Linked DNA regions of Homo sapiens: all the other regions are linked to region 1. The links are chromatin loops, found by intact Hi-C in ENCODE. Cell type or tissue: heart left ventricle. All regions are shown on one strand. Each heading gives the region's core, and the rest is flanking DNA. Links, peaks and the distances in the headings are about the cores only.

Region 1 (7,264 bases), core at 875-5,874:
CCAGTGAGCCTTAAAGGGTTATCTGTGGATTTCCCAGGACTAGGGCTTAGGTTTGCCAGAGCCACCCTGACCTCTTTTTACTGATGGTAGAAGTAAATTGAGGCTCAGTGATTTGAAGATTTAGCTGTTAGAGTAAATTATTTTGGGATTGAGGTCATCAAGCAGGAGAAAAACTTTGCACTATCAGAATGCTAGAGCTGAAGTTGTGTTTTCTAAAAAAGAAATGGGTTAGGCTGAGGCAGGAGGATCATTTGAGACCAGAAGTTTGACACCAGCCTGGGCAACAGAGCAAGAACCCCATCTCTAAAAAATATTTAAACATTAGCCAGGTATGGTGGCATGCACCTGTAGTTCCAGCTATTCAGAGAAACTGAGCTGAGAGGATCACTAGAGCCCAGGAGGTCAGGGCTGCAGTGAGCCAGGTTCGTGCCACTGCACTTCAGCCCTGGCAACAGAGTGAGACCCCATCTCTTAAAAAATAAATAAATGGAAGAACTGGGTGATGTTTGTAACCAAGTGTTTATAAAATAAAGCCTGCTAAATGTTTCCACAGGAGACGTACAGCCTGATGGTGTATGTGATGTCTATGTAGATGCTGAGAAACGACACAGAGCTGGAGTGCACCGTTCTAAGCATGGTCACATAGCAGTAGGAATGTTCTGAGGGACCTCCATGCTATCAGGGTTACATATGTAAACAATTTCTGGAACCTGTTTCTTTCTTTCCACACTGTGGTGAGTATGAGAATATTGTTATTTGGGGCAGTGATTCTTAAACTGTCATGCACCTATGAATCCCCTGGGATCTTGTTAGAATGAAGATTCTCTCCTGGTAGGGCTGGGCTGGGCCAGAGATTCTGCATTTCTAACAAGCTCCCACGTGACTCCTGGACCATACTTTGAGGATCAAGGGTCTAGACCAGCCTGGACAATAAAAAACTGCTTCCTTCTTCAGCATTCATGTCTAAATAAAAGGCCCTGGGACCATGTAAGTCCAGAATAGTACAGACCCCTTCTATCAGGCTTCTAGGTTAAGCTGAAATGTCTCCTCTGCTCCAGGAAGCCTTCCTTGGCTCCCCCAGGCAAAGGGGAGCACCATCAGCTCAGTGCTCCCTCAGGGCTTGGTACATGCATGTTTAGTGCATAGCATGTTGCTTTACCTGCATGTGCAGAATTTTCTCTCCCTACTGGACTATGTGTCTCTGGAATGCCGGGCATATTTGCATTGGCAGGGTCAGTGCCTGGTCATAGAAGGTGCTTATATTGATTTCCTATTACTGCTGGAACAAATCATCACCAACTTAGTGGCTTAAAGCAATATGAAGTTCTCTAGGTTAGATGTCCAACACAGGTCTCACTGGGCTAAAAATCAAGGTGTCCGCAGGGTTCAGTTCCTTCTAGAGGCTCTAGGGAAGAATCTGAGTTTTTGTTTGTTTGTTTGTTTGTTTTTTCTTTTTTTTTTCCTTTTCCAGCTTTTGGGGCTACCTGCATTTCTTGGCTTCTGGCCCCTTCCTCTGTCTTGAAAGTCAGCAATGGTGTGCTGAGTCTCTCTCACATTTCATTTTTCTGCCCTCTCCTGCCACCCTCTTCCATTTTTAAGAAAGATAATCTGGAAAATCCCCCCATCTTAACCTGATTAGCAGCCTTAATTCCCTTTACCATGTGGTGTAACATATTCGCATATGTAACATTACCATGTGGTGTGACATATTCACAGGTTGCAGGGATTCATGTGTGGACGTCTTTAGGGGCTGTTATTCTGTCTACTACAATGTTTGACTAGTGTCTATAGAGTGAATTTGTGCCTGTGATTGGCCTTATGCACACAGCTCAGGCCAGGGGGGTTCTGAAGAGTTGAAGATTCTACAGCTCTGTACTTGCTGTGGCCAATTTTTTTGGTAGCATTTCTGGTATTTTTCATTTAGCTGGGATTATTTCTGACTTCTGGCATCTCAGAAGACATTGGTAGCCTTTTGATTCTAGTCATCCATACACAGGCAAGATCTGCATAGAACCAAGGAATTCAGTTTACCTCAGCAAGTGCTAATGCAGCTCTAGTTTTAGTTTTCATTCTGGGATGGAACAACATAGCCCCAGTTGTTGAGGGTCTCTCTGCGAGTATCTTTCTGGTGGCACAAGCAGTGACCCCTAGGCAAATTGATGGGCTCATCTGGATTAGTCCACTGCATTTTTTAGGATGGCCAAAGCTGCTTTCTGGAAAGAAAGAGGTTCTGTTATACAGCCAGTCTTCTTGAAAAATGTTTGTAGAACTGCTGAAAGTATATATAATTTACGCAGAATTTATGCCAAATTTGGGCTGAATATATATGTTTTGGTTGTGACCAGGACGGAGGAGTGTGTTAACAGAAGCAACTTTCTTAAAGCCTCCCTTCCCGTGTGATTGAAGTTCTAATATTACTTCCTAAGGGACTACATTGAACCTGTTCCAAGTATATAATAAGAATAAAGCCCAGTATTGATTCCCCCAGTCGCCCCAGTAGGATACGCTGGTGGCTGTAAATTTGAAAATTGTGACATACAATGACCAAGTGCTCAAAGATGTTTGTTTTCACTGTGACCAAGTGACCAAGGGCTGCCTGTTAAAAAATATCCCCAATTCTGGAGAAATGTGGGGGTCCCACAAACGACACCACAGTAAATGAAAATGTCAGCAGTAAAAGCTGATCATGTGTTTTTGTCTACATAATTTTGTCCATAATTCTTGTGCAATTCTGTTATGGCACTTCAAAAGGGAAGCTTCTTTAAAACTGGTTTTATATCTACGGAAAATTCTAACTTCTAAATACAAAGGTCTGAGTTTATTCGTCAAATATTTCATTTATCCATGCAAAGTTCTAAGATGATGTAAATAATGTGTATCTTCTACTGTTTTCTGGGAAGAGTGCTATTTCTTGGGCTAAGATATAGACTCTTGAAGACAGGGTTAGTGTTAGTATCTTTTTGTTCTTGCTGTTTCTGGCACCATCTCAACTCTGCCTAAAAACGTCAGAGAAAGCCTTCCTACAGAGGAAGGGACAAGAGAGGTGCTTATTATTGATGATGAAGAGAAATATTCATGCTAAATGACTTCAAAGATATAACTGTTTCCCGAACTGAGCAAAATGAGTTTGCACTGGAAAAACATAATTGCCTTTGGCTCATAGTGGCTTCACTATGCGTCTACCTTGTGCTACCTCTCTTGTGTGTCTGGGGGCTGGAGTGGATCAATGAGAACCAGGCTACCATTGATCAAGCAGAATGGTGATAATGACCAGACCAAAGGATATTTTTTTCAGCTTGAATGTCCAGGGTCAATGCTTCTGGCTGTCTCAAAGGGAAGAAGCAGTTACAGCATTGTTCAAAATGGCTCTTTAGAGAAATCATTTCTAGCTCACTCCATTTGCATCTGTATTTCAGATTTGCTAGGTTTCCTTTGCAAACATTTTCACTTATTACCCTTTATCACCTTTGCTAATTAAGGAAGATACAGAAACCAGATTTTTAGGGTTTTTTTTTTTTTTTTTTCAATTTCAGCCTTTGGCCACTTCCTATAAAAGATTTCCCTCTGCTTTGAATAAAATTTCTAAGCAGCCTTCAGAGCCAAATTAAATGATTTGGAATTCTCTCTAGCTAGCTGATCTTTAGCTGCAGAGATCAAGAACCCCATCTAGTGGGAAAATATGAAGCTGCCACCGCAGTGACGGACTGAAATTAGCAGCGTGGTTGAAATTCTTGCCCAGCCCTTCTTGTGGAGCACAAGAAGGCCTCTGCAGAAGCCTCATTCAGAATCTCGAAACTATCAGCCTTTCAAACTGTGTGGGGCAGGAGGTGGGCAGTCAGAAAGATGCTTTGTGAGGGGAAGGAAAACAGCACCCATTCCCCTCTGCAGAGTAAAGGGAAGCCTGGCCCCAGGAAGGAGCAGCTGCCTGCAAGAGGGAGCCTGAGCCGTGGAGTCCTGGGAGCCTTTGAGGTGGGCAGCCAGGGCGTGGAGGCAGCAGCAAGCCCAAACGGTCAATACGGGCCCAGCTGGGGCCTGGCGGCGGAGGGTACCCTCAAAGAGCCCTGGCTCCTGAGGCCAGCGGGGCATTTGGGCCCTCAGCCAGTTAGGGGGTTTGTTCTTCCTTTTCCTAAGGCACGTCGCTGCCCAGTGGGAGTGGGTTCCTGTCCATAAGCCAGAAGCCCCACCATGTGGTGGAGGGAAAGGATGACTTTCCTTCTCATCCCCAGGTGTCATTGGACCCCCCTCCAGGGGGACCTCAGGGGATTGCATGAGCTGTGCTCTTCCTTCGTGAGCCTCCTGGCTCTGCAGGGGGCTGCCGGCTTTTACCTTACAGCTCTTCACTGAAATGTCACCTCCCTGTGGGGCTTCCTGCCACCACCATTGTTCTCTGCATGGCACCCTGTGGGCGTCCTTCATGATGCCTATCACACCATTTAAGATGTTTTCCTGTGCGTCGCTCTCCTCCCCTGCTGAGGGCAGGGGCCGTGCGTGTGTGCTATGTTGCTGACGTAGTCCTTCCTGCTGCAGTGCCTGGCACAGGGCAGGCGCTCCCTTGTCTCTGTAAAGAGATGAAGAGGCTTGGCTGAGCCCAAGGACTGGGAGGCAGGCTGCTGGCAAGGCCTGGGGAGACCTCTCCCTGGCTGGCCCTTGTTTCTTTTCCTTCCTCTCCACTAGAAGTAATCATAGGGGTCCAATTTGCCATGGGATTTTACGGAAATCACATGGGTCAAAGTGCTATGCAGATGCAAAGCGTCATCCAGTGCTGTTTCATTTCCATTTGCTTGGTTCCATGTGTTGGGGGAGGGTCCACCAGCACCCAGAGCCCAGGGACCCTATGATTCTGTCATATACAGAGTGGCAAACGTCAGACATAGGAGGCCCTTGCAGATCCCCTAATCCGGGGCTTCTCAAGCCCTCTCCATATGTGAGAATCAACTGAGCCGTTTTATTAGCCACAGACCCGTTCCTCCCTGCTGGAGGTTCTGATTTAATTGGTCTGTGAGGAGGATCAGGCATGGGTATTTTTAAACATCTCTCAGGTGATTGATTCTAATGTGCAACTAGGGTTGAAGACCTGGACCAAATCCACCCCTTCGTTGTTTTTTTTTGAGACACAGTCTTGCTCTGTTGCCCAGGCTGGAGTGCAATGGTGCGATATCAGCTCACTGCAACCTCTGCCTCCCGGGTTCAAGCGATTCTCCAGCCTCAGCCTCCCGAGTAGCTGGGATTACAGGCACCCGCCATCATGCCCGGCTAATTTTTGTGTTTTTGTAGAGATGGGGTTCCACTATGTTGGCCAGGCTCGTCTCGAACTCCTGACCTCAGGTGATCCACCCACCTCGGCCTCCCAAAGTACTGGGATTACAGGCATGAGCCACCATACCTGGCCTCACCCCTTGCGTTTAAAATGAGTCCACAGAGCCCTGGAGGATCACAGCAGCCACTGTCCCATGGTCAGCAGAGCCATGACTGGGACCCAGGCCCCTGCCCCTTCTCTCACAGGCACGGAGGGAGCTAGGCCACAGGCACCAAAGCGGGATTTGTCCTATAGCAGGACTGACTCTCACAGAGACTGTTCTCCTGTGTAGGAGATAAGAAAGGGGGTCCCCACCACACCTAGTCCAAGGTCTGAGAGCAATGTGTAGATGCTATGCAGATGCAGAACAGGAAATGGTGCAGCATCCACACCCCAGCAGAGTACCTGGGAGGGGGACACATGGTCAGTACCTGGGACTTCCCTGGGATGCCACCTCTCCCCTGGCCTGCCCCCACCTTTTGCAGCTGCAGCTGTTTTACTGCTTCCAGCAAGGGTAGGCAATCCTGAGGTTGATAGAAGCCTAGGGAAGTACTGTGAGCTTTGACACTGACCAGGGGATCAAAGCGGGCCACTGCAGGTTGAGGAACCTGGTTTGGTGATGGGTGCAGGCCAGACAGACACTGAGATAGAGAAACCCAGAGCTCTGGGCAATGTGAAAGGAAAATAAGTCTCAGGTTTCCCAAATCACTAAGCTAAAGGGAAAAGTCAAGCTGGGAACTGCTTAGGGCAAACCCACCTCCCATTCTATTCAAAGTTATCCCTCTGCTCACTGAGATAAATGTGTATTTGATTGCCTCCTTTGGAAGAGCTAATCAGAAACTGAAAAGAATGCAACCATTTGTCTCTTATCTACCAAAGACCTGGAAGCCCCCTCCCCACTGTGAGTCCTTTGCTTCAAGTTGTTCTGCCTTTCCAGATCAAACCAATGCTCATCTTACATATATTGATTGATGTCTCATGTCTCCCTAAAATGTATAAAACCAAGTTGTGCTCAGACCACCTTGGGCACATGTTATCAGGACCTCCTGAGGCTGTGTCATGGGCGTGCGTCCTTAACTTTGGCAAAATAAACTTCTTAAACTGATTGACAGCTGTCTCGGATATTCGAGGTTCACAGCAAGAAGAGATTTTATTTGCATTTCAGGGGACACAACAGGCTTGTTTTGTTCCACATGGACCGTAGCTGACAGATGAAGAAAGGGGTAAGGAATCCGTCAATACAAAAGTGAGTTTCCTGTGTTATCTCTGATTGAGGCAGGGATCTCAGATGTCCATTTATCAGAGGCTTTGGGTATCAAAGCTTGGGGGTGTTCCAAAATAGGTTAATTTTGGGTGCCTTTTATATATTTATATTATTTTTTATTTAAACAAATTTTAAAGTTTTATTTAGGTAAGAACATTTAACATGAGATTTACCCTTTCAATAATGTTTAAATGTACAACACAGTATTATCTACAGGCACAATATTGCACAGCATTGCTCTAGAACTTATTTGTCTTGTCTTCTATGAACCCCGAAAAGTTGAGACAGGTCTCAGTTAATTTAGAAAGTTTATTTTGCCAAGGTTGAGAACTTGCTCGTGACACAGCCTCAGGAAGTCCTGAGACATGTGCCCAAGGTGGTCAGAGCACAACTTGGTTTTATGCATTGAAGGAGACATGAGACGTCAATCAATATATGTTAGAAGTACATTGGTTCGGTCTGGAAAGGTGGGATAACTTGAAGCAAAGGCAGGAAGACTGGAAGCAGAGAGGGAGCTTCCAGGTCACAGATGGGTGATACATAAATGGTTATATTCTTTTGAGTTTCTCATTAGTCTTTCCAAAGGAGGCAATCAGATACGCACCTGTCTCAGTGAGCAGAGGAGTGACTTTGAATAGAATGGGAGGCAAGTTTGCCCTAAGCAGTTCCCAGCTTGAGTTTTCTTTAGTGATTTTGGGGGCCCA
Region 2 (7,264 bases), core at 1,293-6,292, 140 kb before region 1:
TGGAGTATTAGAGGAGTATTAGAATGTCCCCACTTTACAGATGAGGAGACTGAGTCACAGAAGGTTAAGGAAGTTGTTCAAGTTAAGGATTAGAAGACCCTTGCTCTAACCACTAGTTTATCCCACCTGTGTAACTAAGGTGGGAGGGAAAGGAAGGAGCAGAAACACACAACACACAAAACCTGGAGAGGACAAATGAGATGGAGGGGACAGATGTGATGTGATGTGAAGGTGCAGAACACTCAAAGGGGGCTAGGGTTCTCCAGGTTTTCATTTTTGTTTTAGACAGGGTTTCACTCTGTCACCCAGGCTGGAGTGTAGTGGTACCATCATAGCTTACTGCAGCTTCAAACTCCTGGGCTCAAGTGATCCTCCTACCTCAGTCTCTCAAGTAGCTGGGACTACAAGGATGCATTGCCATGCCCGGCCAGTTTTTAAATATTTTTTGTAGAGATGGGTCTCACTCTGTTGCCCAGGCTGGTCTCAAACTCCTCCCACCTCAGCCTCCCTAAGTGCTGGGATTACAGACAAGAGCCACAGTGCCCAGCCCAGTTTTATTATCTTTACCTTTTAATTATAAAATTAATAAATGTTTATCATATAAGATGTCAAGTTCAAAAAGGAAAATGAAAAAGAAGAGATACCATCCATGCTTCTACCACCCAGAAGCAAAAGCCATCCTCCTTTGACACACTTTTTTACAATCTATTTTTTCTACAGTATCTTACATGGTCAAGGGCATTTTATTATATTTAACATTCTATCCTGATGTTTTAAAGCTTAAAGTTATGTCAAGCTTTCCCTTTGTTATTAAACATGCTTTGAAGCATTATTTGTCATGGTTGTATAATATTCCATTTCCTGGGCACCTCATTTACTTTTCTTTCTTATGAATGTACTGCACATTCAGGTTGTTCCCCAATGGCTTGCTATTATAAATTGTACTGCGACAAACAAGTGTATAAGTATTTACCTCTGCTTTGGATAATTTCCTTGGGATAGTCTCCCAGAAACTAAATTATCAGACATAAGCATTTTTTTTTAAGATAGTGTTTTACTCTGTTGCCCAGACCAGAGTGCAGTGGCATGATCAAGGCTCACTGTAGCCTGGACCTCCTGGGGCTCAGGTGATCCTCTCACCTCAGCCTCCCAAGTAGCTGGGACCACAGGCATGCACCACCACATCTGGCTAATTTTTTTTTTTTTTAATTTTTAGTAGAGATGAAGTCTCACCATGTTGCCCAGGCTGGTCTCAAACTCCTGGGCTCAAGCGATTGGCTTGCCTCAGCCTCCCAAAATGCTGGGATGACAGGCGTGAGCCACCACACCCTACCTGACATAAGCATTTTTAAGGCTACTGATATATCTATGGCTACAGTTCTTTCCCATGCTAAAAACCATGAATAAACATCATGGAGCATTATCTTCAAAACCTTTGCTAATATGAAAGTTGGAAATGACAGCTCATTGTGCCAGACTTTGCCTCTGGATCTCATTTATTCTTCAGAATGACCCTATGAAGAAGGCTTCATTCCTTAAAATGTTATTATTAATAATCTCTTTTTTTAGTTTATTTTTAAATTGACAAATAATTGTACATATCATAGGGTACGTAGTAATGTTTGGATCCCTATAATCTATAGTGATCAGAGTAATTAACATATCCGTCATCTCAAACATTTATCATTTCTTTGTGTGGGAAACATTCAATATCCCCCTCCTAGTGATTTAAAACTACATAATATTGTTACCTAGAGTCATCCTGCAGTGATACAGGACACTAGAACTTATTCCTCCTGTCTAGCTATAATTTCGTGTCCTCTAACAAATCTCTCCCCTTCCCTCCTTTCCCCCTAACCTTCCCAGCCTCTAGTATCCTCTGTTTTACTTTTTACTTCTAGGAGTTCAAAAGTAATATTAATCTTAATGAATGAGGTTTTGGGAACCCTCTTAAGTTTTGCCCCTGAGGCATGTACCTCACTTACTGCACCCTACTCCTCCCACTTTGCAAATGAGGAACCCAAGAGTGAGAAATGGAATAGCTTGATTAGGGTCACACAGCTAGCAAGTCTGGGTGGGATTCAAAGTCCGATACGTGTGACCCCAAAGCCCTGCTTCTCTCCATTGGGCTATCTTGGTGCTTCACTCTTCATTTTCGAATGTGAATGATGAGAGAGAAGGCGAGGTGGGGGGGGGAGCAGGAGGAGGAGGAGATGGAGGAGGAGGAGGAGGAGATGGAGGAGGAGGAGGAGGAGATGGAGGAGGAGGAGGAGGAGGAGATGGAGGAGGAGGAGGAGGAGGAGATGGAGGAGGAGGAGGAGGAGATGGAGGAGGAGGAGATGGAGGAGGAGGAGAAGGAGGAGAGATGGAGGAGGAGATGGAGGAGGAGGAGGAGATGGAGGAGGAGGAGGAGATGGAGGAGATGGAGATGCTCCTTATTGGTGTAGGGGTGTGTGTGGTGGTTTGGCGTGGATTTGGTGGCACAGGAAAACCCCAAGTCATGGGTATATTGCAGGAAGCTGAAAATTCAGGTCTAGCACCCAGGAAAGTGTGGCTGAATGTGCAAGAGAGGCCAGGCCCATGCAGGATGGGAAAGGAAAGCCAGTGTCCTCCAAATGGAAAGCTCCAGTGTGTACTGAATTTGGAGCAAAGGTGAACAGAATGTGACCATGCAGAATTCCCTGGGTGGGCCACAGGTGGTCAGGTCACAGTCCTGAGCCTGCTGCCAGATTCCCAGGCGCTCACCTCCACAGCTGCAGCCAGTTCACCATTTCCAGCAAGGGTAAAGCTGGCCAGAGGGAATACTCCTGGGAAGCCATTGTGGGGGTAGGGGGCAGTGAGCTCTGAAATGACCAAATGACCAAAGAGGTCACTGCAGGAGTGCAGAACCAGCTCGGGTGATGAACACAGGCCCAGACAGCCACAGAGCTTTATGGCCAAGGAGAATTTCAGAGGCCCTGGCATGAGGTGATTTAGCTCATATCGGGCACAGGAGGCTCATTTTGCAGGAAGTGGAACATAACTCTTGGAGTAGAAATAGGTTGAGGAGTCTCCCGCTGCACCTCAGTTTCCTCTGTTCTGACAGGCTGCATTTTCAGTCTTCAGGCCACTGCTAAGAGCTACGCCCCCGGCAGTCAATCCAGCCTACTCTTTAGTCTCCTCTTGCTTCTTACCTCATTAGGATCTGACACATCTTATGTGATGAGGAAACCTGGGGAGGTAGTAGACGCTTCTGGCCTTGGTTGAACAGGGGCAAGGTTAGCTTCAGAAAGGGAAGCAACCTTATTATCGGCCCTTCTGTTTCTAAACTCTACAGATACGGCCTCAAGAGCATTGGAGAAGCCCAGCCCTCTAGGCTTTCTGCTGAGAGAAATTTCCACCTTGCTGCACAGTGCGGCCGGAGAAGGATGTCTAGGGAGCCTCACCCACAAGCTGTGGGTGCGCTGTCTCCTCCAGCTGTTGCTGATTCTGTCCCCCAAGCAAGAAAGCCCAAGACTTGGTCCAAATTAGTAACCCTACAGAGAAAATCCCTAATGAAAATCCCCTGGTGAGAAAGAGATTTTAGAAATCTGTGCTAAGAAAAACTTGTTTTTTTCTGAGGAACTGTGTTGAGGAAACTTAAATTACAATGAAAGAAGACAGTGTTTCTAGATTCCTTTTTTTTTTTTTTTTTTTTTTGAGACGGAGTCTCGCTCGGTTGCTCAGGCTGGAGTGCAGTGGCACGATCTCGGCTCACTCACTGCAAGCTCCGTCTCCCGGGTTCAAGCCATTCTCCTGCCTCAGCCTCCCGAGTAGCTGGGACGACAGGCTCCCGCCATCACGCCCGGCTAATTTTTTGTATTTTTAGTAGAGACGGGGTTTCACTGTGTTGCCAGGGTGGTCTCTATCTCCTGACCTCGTGATCCACCCGCCTCAGCCTCCCAAAGTGCTGGGATTACAAGCGTGAGACACCGCACCTGGCCTAGATTCTTTAATCGTAAATGAGAACTAGACAGCTACTCATCTCTTTCCCTTTTCGCTCTGGCTTCCAGGAAATTCCAGGAAACTGCTGTAGCAGTTACATTTTTCTTTACGGTGGACATAGTTGTAGACTCCTTTTTGGGGGCCTGCTTTACTATTTGCATTGTGTTGTTTCATTTGGAAATTAAATTGCCTCAATCCTTTGTAGACATAAACAGCTTAAAAAATTAAATGCAGGATAATAAAGTGAAGTTCATCCAGGTGGAGGCTTCTTCAATGAAAAGGGCACTCAGTGACCCTCCCGGGCACAGCGGCCACCAGGTGGCACCAAAGCTTCCCCACAGCCACCTTCAGGGATGCGATTTGGCTTGAAAGCGTTTCTGTTTAGCTAGCCGGCCGGTTCTTGGGCTGTGCCACACACATTCAGAGTGACTCCAATCCAAAATGCTCTGGGTTTAGCTTTAGGGACTGAGCAAGGCTGATCTAAGGGAGTCAGGCAGCCTCTTTCAGGTGCTCAATTGATAAGATCAATATTTCAAATGTCTCAAATGGACCACTCCCAGCCAGAACAGGGCAGTGGGGCATGGTGAAGCAGCTCCATTTTTCTTTCTTTTTTTTTTTTTTTTTGAGATGGAGTCTTGCTTTGTCACCCAGGCTGGAGTGCAGTGGTGTGATCTCAGCTCACTGCAACCTCTGCCTCCCAGGTTCAAGCAATTCTCCTGCCTCAGCCTCTCAAGTAGCTAGGATTACAGGTGTGTGCCACCATGCCCAGCTAATTTCTGTATTTTTAGTAGAGAAGGGGTTTCACCATGTTAGCCAGGCTGAGCTCAAACTCCTGACCTCAAGTGATTCACCCACCTCGGCCTCCCAAACTGTTGGGATTACAGGTGTGAGCTACCGTACCTGGCCTACAGCTCCATTTTTCTATGCCACCATCCCAGATAACAGGAGGCGACACCCTCATCACAGAGTTCATGGAGGTTGTCAGTGGGACCCAGAAGGGGTCTTTTTGCCTTCACCGTGTATTCTAGTGACTTCAGTCTGAAATGAGTGTGTTGTTCCTTATAGTGGGCACATCACTGGACACGGGTCCTCAGCCCTCTAAGATGGAAATTGTTAAAAAGACCCAAGCCTGCCGACATTACCATTCATGTTTGCCTCCATTATTCACTCAGGGAAATCAGATCTTTTAAAGCCACTTTGTAAATAGACCTCTGTGCCCAAGACTAGAAAAAGCCTTCAGTAAAAGGTGGAAGAATGTACTTATATATAATCTTTAAATTCAGGTTCCTGACCCTTTGTGGTTCCATTTGTTATAATAATAGTGTGTCAAAAGGTGTTTCCCTTGAGAACGCAATTTATTCATGTCAGCTTCTCATGCTATTTTCTGAAGCCTCTGTAGTATCTGATCAATTGTATTTCTCAGGAATGCAAGAGAAGCAGAACCCTACAAATGATGAGCACATGGAGCCATGTGGCCTGGGGCGGAGAAGGAGAGGGTGACTATTCAGCTATTCCTACTTCTCTCCTGAAATTCATACCCAGGGATCACTGGTCAGAACTGGTCACTGATACCGGTCTGAGGGTATGAGGAGGGAGAAGCTGTCCACAGTTGGTTTTATTGCCCTTAAAAATCTTACAGGAATTCAATGAATCTATTCAGATGCCTCTTGGCTGACAGTTTGGAGCACTAATTCATCTACAGAAAGTAGAAAGATAGGCCGGGCGCTCTGTCTCATGCCTGTAATCCCAGCACTTTGGGAGGCTGCAGTGGGAGGAGGGTTAGAGTCCAGGAGTTTGAGACCAGCCTGGGCAACATAGCAAGACTGTCTCTACAAAAAATAAAAAATTAGTGGGGCATAGTGGTGCATGTGTAGTCCCAGCTACTCAGAAAGCTGAGGTGGGTGGATCACTTGAGCCTGGGAGGTTGAGGCTGCAGTAAGCCATGATTGTGCCACCGCACTAAGCCTGGGTGACAGTGATATCCTTCCTGTCTCAAAAAAAAAAAAAAAAAAAAAAAAGGAAAATAGGGAGGTAGGAAGATACCTCCGTTTCTCCTGATTTATTTGTGGCCGGGAGCTCATTCTAAGTAAAGTAAACATGTAGTCTCACCTGGGAACGCACTGGGTGGTACAGTCCAGTTCACTCTGCTGTGACTGTTCCCCTGCCCTCAGACCCGGAGGCTCAAGGAGCAGCCACTACTAAAACCCAATTTATTCAAGCACACATCAACCCTCCCATGTCACAAAAGTCTCTGCAGTGGCTCACCCACTGCTTCCACCAGTTCCTCTTATGCTCCTTTTAACCAGTTGAGGTGACCCAAGATGATTTCTGTAGGACTTGCCAGGTGAGTTGGGGACAGACAGAGAAAGATTTGCTCTTTAAAGCAGACACTAGGTGGTGTTTAGTGTAGGCCAAAGTGGGACCGTGAGCAGTAATTTGGGGTTGAGGGGATCTTACTTGGAAAAGAGGCAAATGAGGGATGGGATGTAACTCAACCAGAGCACTTACCAACACATCCCCTCCCTGGCAATGCTGGAGGAAGCGTAAGGCCAAGGAAACAAGAGACACGGTTCCATTAAGCGACAAAAAACCAGGGCTACAATCTAGACTTCTTACACTACAGAGCCTAATACATAGATATAATTTATGAGACAACCTCAATATTTTTCAATTGAACACATTTATTGAGCACCTACAATGTGCCAGCATCTTTTACAAGGATAATACTCCAAACGAGTCAGGATCCTCCAGAGAGTATTGGAAGCCCTTCTGGATGAGGAAGATGCTACTGGAATGGCCAGGAATGGAAGGGAAGGCTTTGGTAAATGTGTTCCTGTGATTCCCTCTCCGTGGAGGGACTGCCATTTCCATGTGGTCTACAGTGGGCATCCTCTCCCTGCTCACCTGATGCTATGGGAACATTTTGCATTTCTTGCTTTCAAATGTTGTCTATGATGTCCTTTAGGGTCACTCAGTTTGGTAGATTGGACTGTGATGAGGGCGGGTCCAGAGTTGTACTCTAAAGCAGTCCTAGGCGAGCATGTGAGCACACTGAAATAAGGACACTGATTAGGGAGAAAGAAGGAGCCAGCCCTCGGCCATTAGCCTTTTTTTTTTTTTTTTTTTTTTTTTTTTGCCTCACTGACTTTTGTTACTGATGAACTTGCTTCCCTGTTCATTGGAGGTGGTATCATCACCTCTGAATTATTTTTCTCCTTCTTCCTAATGTTTGCAGGTTGCTTTTCCTCATCAGCTATTGACTGAATCACATTTCTGGGCAGAAGGTGGAGTGCTGGTGGCT
Region 3 (7,264 bases), core at 741-5,740, 280 kb before region 1:
AGTCATTGAGTTCAAAATTGATTACCGTTGCACCTTATTATCTGAGGTGGAAGGTTCATTTGTTTTAAAGCAAAAGTAAATTATTTTGAAGTTGGAACATAGGCCGGTGAGTTGTTTCAAGGTTAGGAATGTCTTTGATTCCCTGCGTGTTTTCTTCTTAATGTACCAACGAGACTCTCGTTGGAGCAATGAGAAAGTTATCCTAGATTAATTTTTGCTAAATGTTGTGAGATATTGTGAAATATTCTAGCCTAAATAATTATGGGATTTGTTTTAAGGAGCTTTTCAATTCATAGAAAAGCATAAAGATGCTTTTTGTATTGTTCTTCTGTGTTTGTATTGTGCACGTGCATGAATGCTAGATATGATCTGTATTCTGGTTCCTACTAGGGAATAACAATTTTGCCTTTATATCACTGTCTTTTCACATCTCTCAACCTTTGCCTCTGGCAGAACTTGATTCTTTTTTAGATTTATTCAGTGTATGAATGTGTCATTAATTTCCACATTAGAGATATGTGTACATAATTCCTGTTTGGCTTGTGGCTGGTGTTGGTATGACCTATTACTTTTTATGGAGTTGTATAATTCCACCTGTATGATATCCTTTGCTTAAGAGTCATGTTATCCAACATTGTATATTATATCTGTTCTGTTGGTGCTGTTTTTCAGGAGTAAATGTTCTTGCTGCTTTAAAATCATCCTTATATCATATGAGGAAATATAGAACTCATTTAGTCTTATATTTTACAAATGAGAAAATTGAGATCCAGGGAGTCAGAGTGATTTGCTTAGGTTATAACATTTGTTACTGCCAAAATCTAGATTAGAATTTATCAATTCCAAAGACATTCCAGCACCTCCAGACCAGTGCTTTCTTCCTGATACGGCTGCTGCCTTTTTGCTTGATTCTAAATTTGTGTGTTCTTAAAATTTACCTTCTATTTATCTGATTTCTTATTTGTCTACTTCAGCTTTCTATGTAAGTGTCTTTTAGGTATTCTGTTCTTATTCAGTGTTCCATGAAAAACTATTATGACCAGAGCATTTCTAGGCAATGAGGATAACAAAGATAAACAGGACATATCTGGTTCTTAATATTTAAGTTCACAGTGTTATGGGGGAAATCACCTATTAAATGGTTTTATGAATGATAAAATAAGGATACATACTAAGTGTGTGGGAGTACTAAAGCAGGGGAAGGGTTAATATTACCTTTCGTGTGTCAAATCTTGTATAATGTGCATTTTTATAGTATAATTTCATTTTTGAATGACTGAATTCAAGGATCTTATGGATGATTTGGCATAGGGTGTGGCTCCTACCTTGTATCTGTGAATTTTAGGAAGAAGCCCAGTGTAAAGTTGTTTTGAGCCTAGAAAATAGTTTTCCTAGCGGCAGGAAAAATGTGGTGCCATATTGTCTCTTGACCTGGCTAAGTATGTATAGGCCCAAATGAACCAATTTCTTATAACTTGTTTGTCAGAAAAATGTAGGAATACTGTTCTCTGGGACAGCTCGTCACTTAGCAATGTGTTATGAGTTAGGAAAGAAAAGTAATAGATACATTATGAATGAAAATCTTGAGCTGTATATGATCATTTTACATTAATTTATGATTTCAATTATATCCTTGGGCCTCATTTAATAAAAGTCCAGGCCATTGTCTGAAGTGTCATGAATGTATTTCTAGTGTAGTCTTTTTGGATAACTGTCTAGGATTTCTGATGATTACTTGGATTGAATTTTATGTGTATATATTTGGCTTTTTTTTTAATGCAGCTATTTGATAAAACTGGTTGTAGCATTTTCACTTACGAGGAGTGTGTTTGATAGGACTTTGAATTCTGAAACACGATAAAACTATATTACTTACTTCCTTAGTAGTTACCGTTGATGTTGATAAACATACCTGTGTCCAGATACTCAGTACTGTTTGTCATGTTATATAACTGATATATCAAATGTTTTGGTAGAATCAACAAATTAGAGTTATTGAAAAGGATTTTCTTCTGATATCTGCAGATAATCCTCTCTAGTACTGCTTTGCAATGGAAAACTATTCTGTACTATGATTCCAGGAACACATGGCTAATGAATATTGCTCAATAGAGGAGCCCAGAAGAAATCCTGCCAGTACTTTCTTAGTGATGAATGACATTCCAGGATAGTGTAGCAGTTATTTTTCTCTTCCTTGAAAGTGCTAATAGTAGTATTGTCTTTCAAATATTGAGATTTCTATATGCTGACAAGTCCTTCTGCATCTCTTTACCAATGTTATGATTGCTGTGGAGGCTAACGTTGAGAGAAGGTATTTGCAGCCAAAGTAATCTGTTGGGAAGAGTTTTACTTGCTTATTAGCTGTCCCAGCTTTTTAAGCCCAACTAGGACAACTACTTTTGTAACTTCATGGGATAGATATTCGGTAAGGGCATGTCTTCATAGAAAGAGAATGAGTAGTCTCAGCTGTGTATTCAAATGGCTGTAGATTGGGGTCTTCTATTCCAACTTGTGGGTTCTCAAAAATGGATGCAAAAGTCCACCATGCTTTGAGATATGGATAATTCTAGGCATTGTAAATGGGTTTAGTTTAACTGGTGAAGATTATAATTATGATGTGCATTTAATTCTTAATGATTAAAAGACAGGCCAGAAATTTTTGAAATCAGTTTCTAGTATCTGAAATGATTAAAAAACCACAGCTCCCTCCCCTACCTCCCATAAAATGTTTTTATTCACTAAAATCACTAAAAATATTTGCCTTAGGGTGTCAAAACTCTGATTTCATTGTATACTTTTAAATATATATTTAAAATAGTTGCTTTTCCTAAGACACTTAGAATTTTGGAGAACTTTCTCTTTTTTGAAAAGATCTGTAAGGAATTTTGAGGGATGCCACAGTGGTGTGATAGAAAATATAAAACATTTTATCTGTGTTACATGTGTTTGAATTTTCATGTTTATCCTGTAGTAGCCTCTTCATAGTGATATTACTAGGGACTCAGTAAAAATCTGAAGATTAGCTCTTGTCTTACTGATTTGCGATTCAGATGTTCTAAATACATGCATAACACTACTGTATATGTTAGTCTCTGTCAATTCATCTTTCTAAGAACATTTAATAAGAATTTGTTGAATGTAGACCATTTGTATTTCTTTTTCTACTCATATTTTTGGCCCTGTTCTCTCAACCCCTGGATTTATTACTGCTGGTATGTTATAGGAATATATACATCTGCAATTATTAGTAGTTTAAAAATATGTAATTATAATAATGCATAATTAAAGAAGTTGATGAAATATTTCAATTTAATATAGTAAGTTTTCAGCAATTTACATTTGCAGTACTCTTATTGATATACTTTTTTTCAAGATCATGTAGTAAGAAAGACTCTTCAGTACTTCTAGGCAAACACAACAATGGAGAAATTTAAAAGAAATGCTGGTTGATCATTCTAACAAAGCTGTATGGCCACAGTAACTAATCCGCTATCTAGAATTCTTTGTTAAGATATATCAAAATAGTTTTTATTCAGAGGGTGAAGCAATTTCACCCTGTGTTTATTAGCCTGTTAGAACCAATAAGCAATAAGAGAGTCTACATATGTAAGGAAAATTTTATTTAGAGATGTTTCTATTATCCAATTCTAGCTCTTATATATATAAAGTACTGTGGTATTTAGAACAGTAGCTTTGAAATGGCTGCAGGCTGCATCAAAATCACCTGGTGTGCCTTATAGAATACACATGCCTTTGTTCTTATTCTGGAAATTTTGTTTCAGTTGATCTGGGTAAGGACCTGGGAATCTGTATTTTTACAGTGTCTCATGTGATTCTGATGTACAGTCAAATTTAGAAACTATAGTTTTAGAACACAATCTAACCACAATTTTTTTTAAGCTACACAAAAAGCATGTGAAAATGAACAACTTTAACAAAACAGGTTAGAAAGTTAGAAATGTTTTTGACTTAGAAGGCCACCAAAAAGTATTTTTTTAGGATAAAAATAATTCTTGACCTTTAGAATTGTTAAATTTGGGAACGGGTTTCCAAGGGATATGGAACTGGCCTTCTGTGAATATTTTTAATAGGATAATTTCTAATTTGCTTGATATTTTAGAATAAGTTATTGAATAGCCCCCAAAAATTAACTTCTGTGCTGACTGCAGTCAATCTGCAGTTACTGCTTACAGTGTGCTATATTGAGGACTCTCCTTAGACCCCATATATGAGGAGAGAGGCTAAGAAGAGAAGAGCAGTTAATTTATATTATCTGTCATGTGTTTCTTATCCCTGGCTTAGGAATTTTTATCCAAAGGATGGTATAGTATTCTGGTATCCTTACTAAGCCATAATTCCTGATTTGGATGTCCATGTAATTAGCATTATACACACACACATGCACACACACACACACCCCCTACCTTACCAGATGAGAGCAGTTTATAAAGAATTGGTGATAGTTACACTTAATTTTCTAGACAGTTGCTGCAAAAATACCCTTCCAGAATGAATTCGTTAGATTTTGAATTGTGAAAGTATATTTTAAATTAATTCAGCAACAGTTTTCCTTGTGATACATAGTTACTTTGGCTGTGTATAAGAATAGCGGCAGCTCCATACGTTTATATTTAGTTCTATATTTATGTTCTAGGTACTGGGGACACACAGATGGAATTAAGCAAGGCTAGAAAACGTATTATCTTTGAAGACAGGCAAGTAAATAAACATTTGTAATACATTAAGATAAATCTCATGGCAGAAATAAACAGAAGGTTCTGAGACAGCGTAAAGAAAGGAGTAAAGTTTTGAGGGAAGAGTAAGGAATTGAGCCATGACATATCAGGAAGAGAAAACAGTATGCAAAAGCATGAAGACTTGAAAACAGTGTATCAGGAGATTATAAATTGTACACCTGGAGTATGGAAAGTATAGGTAGGAAGAGTAGAAGCTTGAAATGTAGGTAGAGGGCAGGTAATAGCACCCTAAGGAGACAGGACTTCATTCTGTTAGCATTTGCAGGGAAGGTATTGAAGATTTTAAGCAGGTGAGTCACATGATCAGATTTGCATTTTAGTAAGATTACTGTGCCAGCAAGGTGAAAGGTAGACTGGAGGGTGGTAAGATGGGAAGAGTTAGCAAACTACATGTAACAACCTAGAAGATATGGGGAATGCCAAAACTTAGCTAGTGCTGGACAGGAAGGCAGAATTCTGAGAGGTTCGGTAGGTAAGCTAGGCAGGTTTTCAAAGATGATTTGTAAGATAGGAGAAAAAAGGCAAAGTATTTGACAGGAGCCCTGAACCTAGGGTCCATGCTTGGTCTGAGGAGAGTTCTGTGAATTCCCTGACATCCTGTCTACACATTGTCCATCTGTGTGCATGAACTTTTTTCTGGGTAAAGAGATCCATAGCTTTAATCATATTCTCAAATAAGTAAAAATATACTGGTTTAGTATTATTTTCCACTTTCCAACTTGGGCATCTATGTGGATATTTGGTAGTGTTAACTGAGATGTGGGTGATAAAAAATAAAGGAGGAGAAAGGAAGGTAAAGTAATTGACAGACAAAGTATCATTACCTTTCGTGTAAGGATGTTTTAAAGGATTTATAATTTAACATTTAAAACAATTACCTCAAAGACTTTTTCTTGCCTTTTAACATTATGTTTTAGGAAAATATTTTGTATTTAAAAATTGAAATGAGCAGATTCTGATAGTTAAATTTTTTTTTTACTTTGAAGCAGATTTAAATAAATAAGCGTTAAATCAGCTTTTAAAGTTTGTTTGAAATTTAAGGACATATGATATGAACATTTAAAATTGCTTATTTCAAGCAAACATTGAAAATTCTACAGAATGCTAGGTTAAGAGCAGTGTGTGTGTGTGTTTTACTCTGTGTACTGGTGTCAAGTAAGTCAGAGGATACTAGCCTAATTTTTTATTTAATAGATTGGCACTTTTCTGTTAAACTTAGCCTATTTGGGTGTTTCATGCTTCTCCATGTCAGATTTCAATTTTGAGAGAATGAAAATGTTGAGTATGTGGTTTTCTGATGGTGCACTCTCTTGTAAATAACCCTTAGGCTGCTAGTCATTTATAAATACCTTGATAATACTTATTTAGCTGTATTTCCATAGTGATTTTATTTAACTTCCACTTTCACTTGTTCTTTTCAGATGTAATACTGTAGATATTAAACTTTTTAGACTTTTATATTAGGAATAACCTTAGTGCAGTGACTAGAAAGACATTGAAACTATGGGCTTTACATCAAGGCAAGGCTGCATTTTGATCTAGACAAGGCTGTTTTGGTATATTTTTCCCCACGCTCTGTCTTTTCAGATTGAATTACTGATTTTTCCCCCTTTGTTTTGTTTGTTGTGGTTTTGATGTTTTTTTTCCTTTCAGCTAAAGGAGCAGCCCAGTGGTTTTCAAGAAGTGCTAAAGTGCACTGACTGTCTCATGATGACTGGTGCCTCAGGGAGGGTCATGATTCCTGGATACAGGATCGACCTGATCCTGGATGTCACTTCAAGCAGTCAGATCGTGGGGAAAAGCCTTGTCTAATGGCTAGCCTTCCTCAAAAGTCTGATGCTAGTCATCTCGGAAGGCCTCAGAAAAAGCCTTAAAGGTGAGCAGAGTAGAGTGTAGTTCTCTCTGGGGGCTATGACTATTTGTTGGAGAATCTGATTCAACATAGAATGACAACCCTAAACTGATAAATCCAGGTTCAATTGGTAATTAACTTTGAGCTTATAAATTGGTTGATGATGATTATCAGACCCCAGCTTTTGAGTTAGTAGAACCACCTTGCTAAGCTTAAGATCTGTAAGTGAGGAACTCGGTATTTCCTGGGGCTCTTCACAGCTTTAGGTTAGTATCTGTTGTCTTAGACCGAAATAGCCTTGCTATCATAGCTAAGGAACACTTTGGTTACAAAATTGCACTTGGTTGTTAAGTATGGATAGTTTTTTTTTTTTTTTTTTAATTTAGCTAGCAAGGTATTCTCTTGATTTGTATATTTATTAGATACCAGTTATTTGGTATTACCAATTATCAGGGTTTGGAAGGATAAGTTTGCATTTGCTTTGTCTGTTATAATAACCTTTTTTAAAAAAACATAGCTACCTTTGAACCAAGTTTGGATTTATGTAGCTCGTATTTTATTGCATTCTGTTGAAGAATATTAGTACTACCTGCATCATTTCAATGACATTTTTAGCACCAGAAAAAGATTCTCCAGAGATGTTTTGAGTATTTTG

The links. Hi-C counts contacts between places; a loop is a spot of excess contacts. Peaks named below come from ENCODE experiments on the same cell type or tissue, not always from the same donor. Only the 100,000 strongest peaks of a DNase experiment are listed, where the experiment ranks them.
Region 2: a loop joins it to region 1, with 15 times the contacts of the local background. A loop is called at or near these places in 89 of 110 quality-filtered maps.
Region 3: it touches region 1 in a loop (2.3-fold over the local background); 7 of 110 quality-filtered maps call a loop at or near these places.

What each region holds. Positions count from the first base shown.
Region 1 is chr13:51,145,573-51,152,836 of GRCh38, reverse strand. It overlaps a transcript of C13orf42 not described here. Among named protein-coding and RNA genes, the nearest start is that of C13orf42, 38 kb to the right of the region's middle. RefSeq lists an enhancer at 3,678-4,569. In heart left ventricle, for the core only: a CTCF peak has its summit at 3,668; a DNase peak (open chromatin) is centred at 4,514; H3K27ac peaks cover 249 bases.
Region 2 is chr13:51,283,602-51,290,865 of GRCh38, reverse strand. It overlaps FAM124A (family with sequence similarity 124 member A), which reads right to left. Exons shown (of 4, transcript NM_001242312.2): 4 at 6,627-7,264. Among named protein-coding and RNA genes, the nearest start is that of SERPINE3, 52 kb to the left of the region's middle. In heart left ventricle, for the core only: a CTCF peak has its summit at 4,267 (motif pointing right); a DNase peak (open chromatin) is centred at 4,285.
Region 3 is chr13:51,420,481-51,427,744 of GRCh38, reverse strand. The region is part of intron 4 of INTS6 (integrator complex subunit 6); the gene reads left to right. Among named protein-coding and RNA genes, the nearest start is that of INTS6, 29 kb to the left of the region's middle. In heart left ventricle, for the core only: no CTCF peak of the experiment used is centred there; no DNase peak of the experiment used is centred there.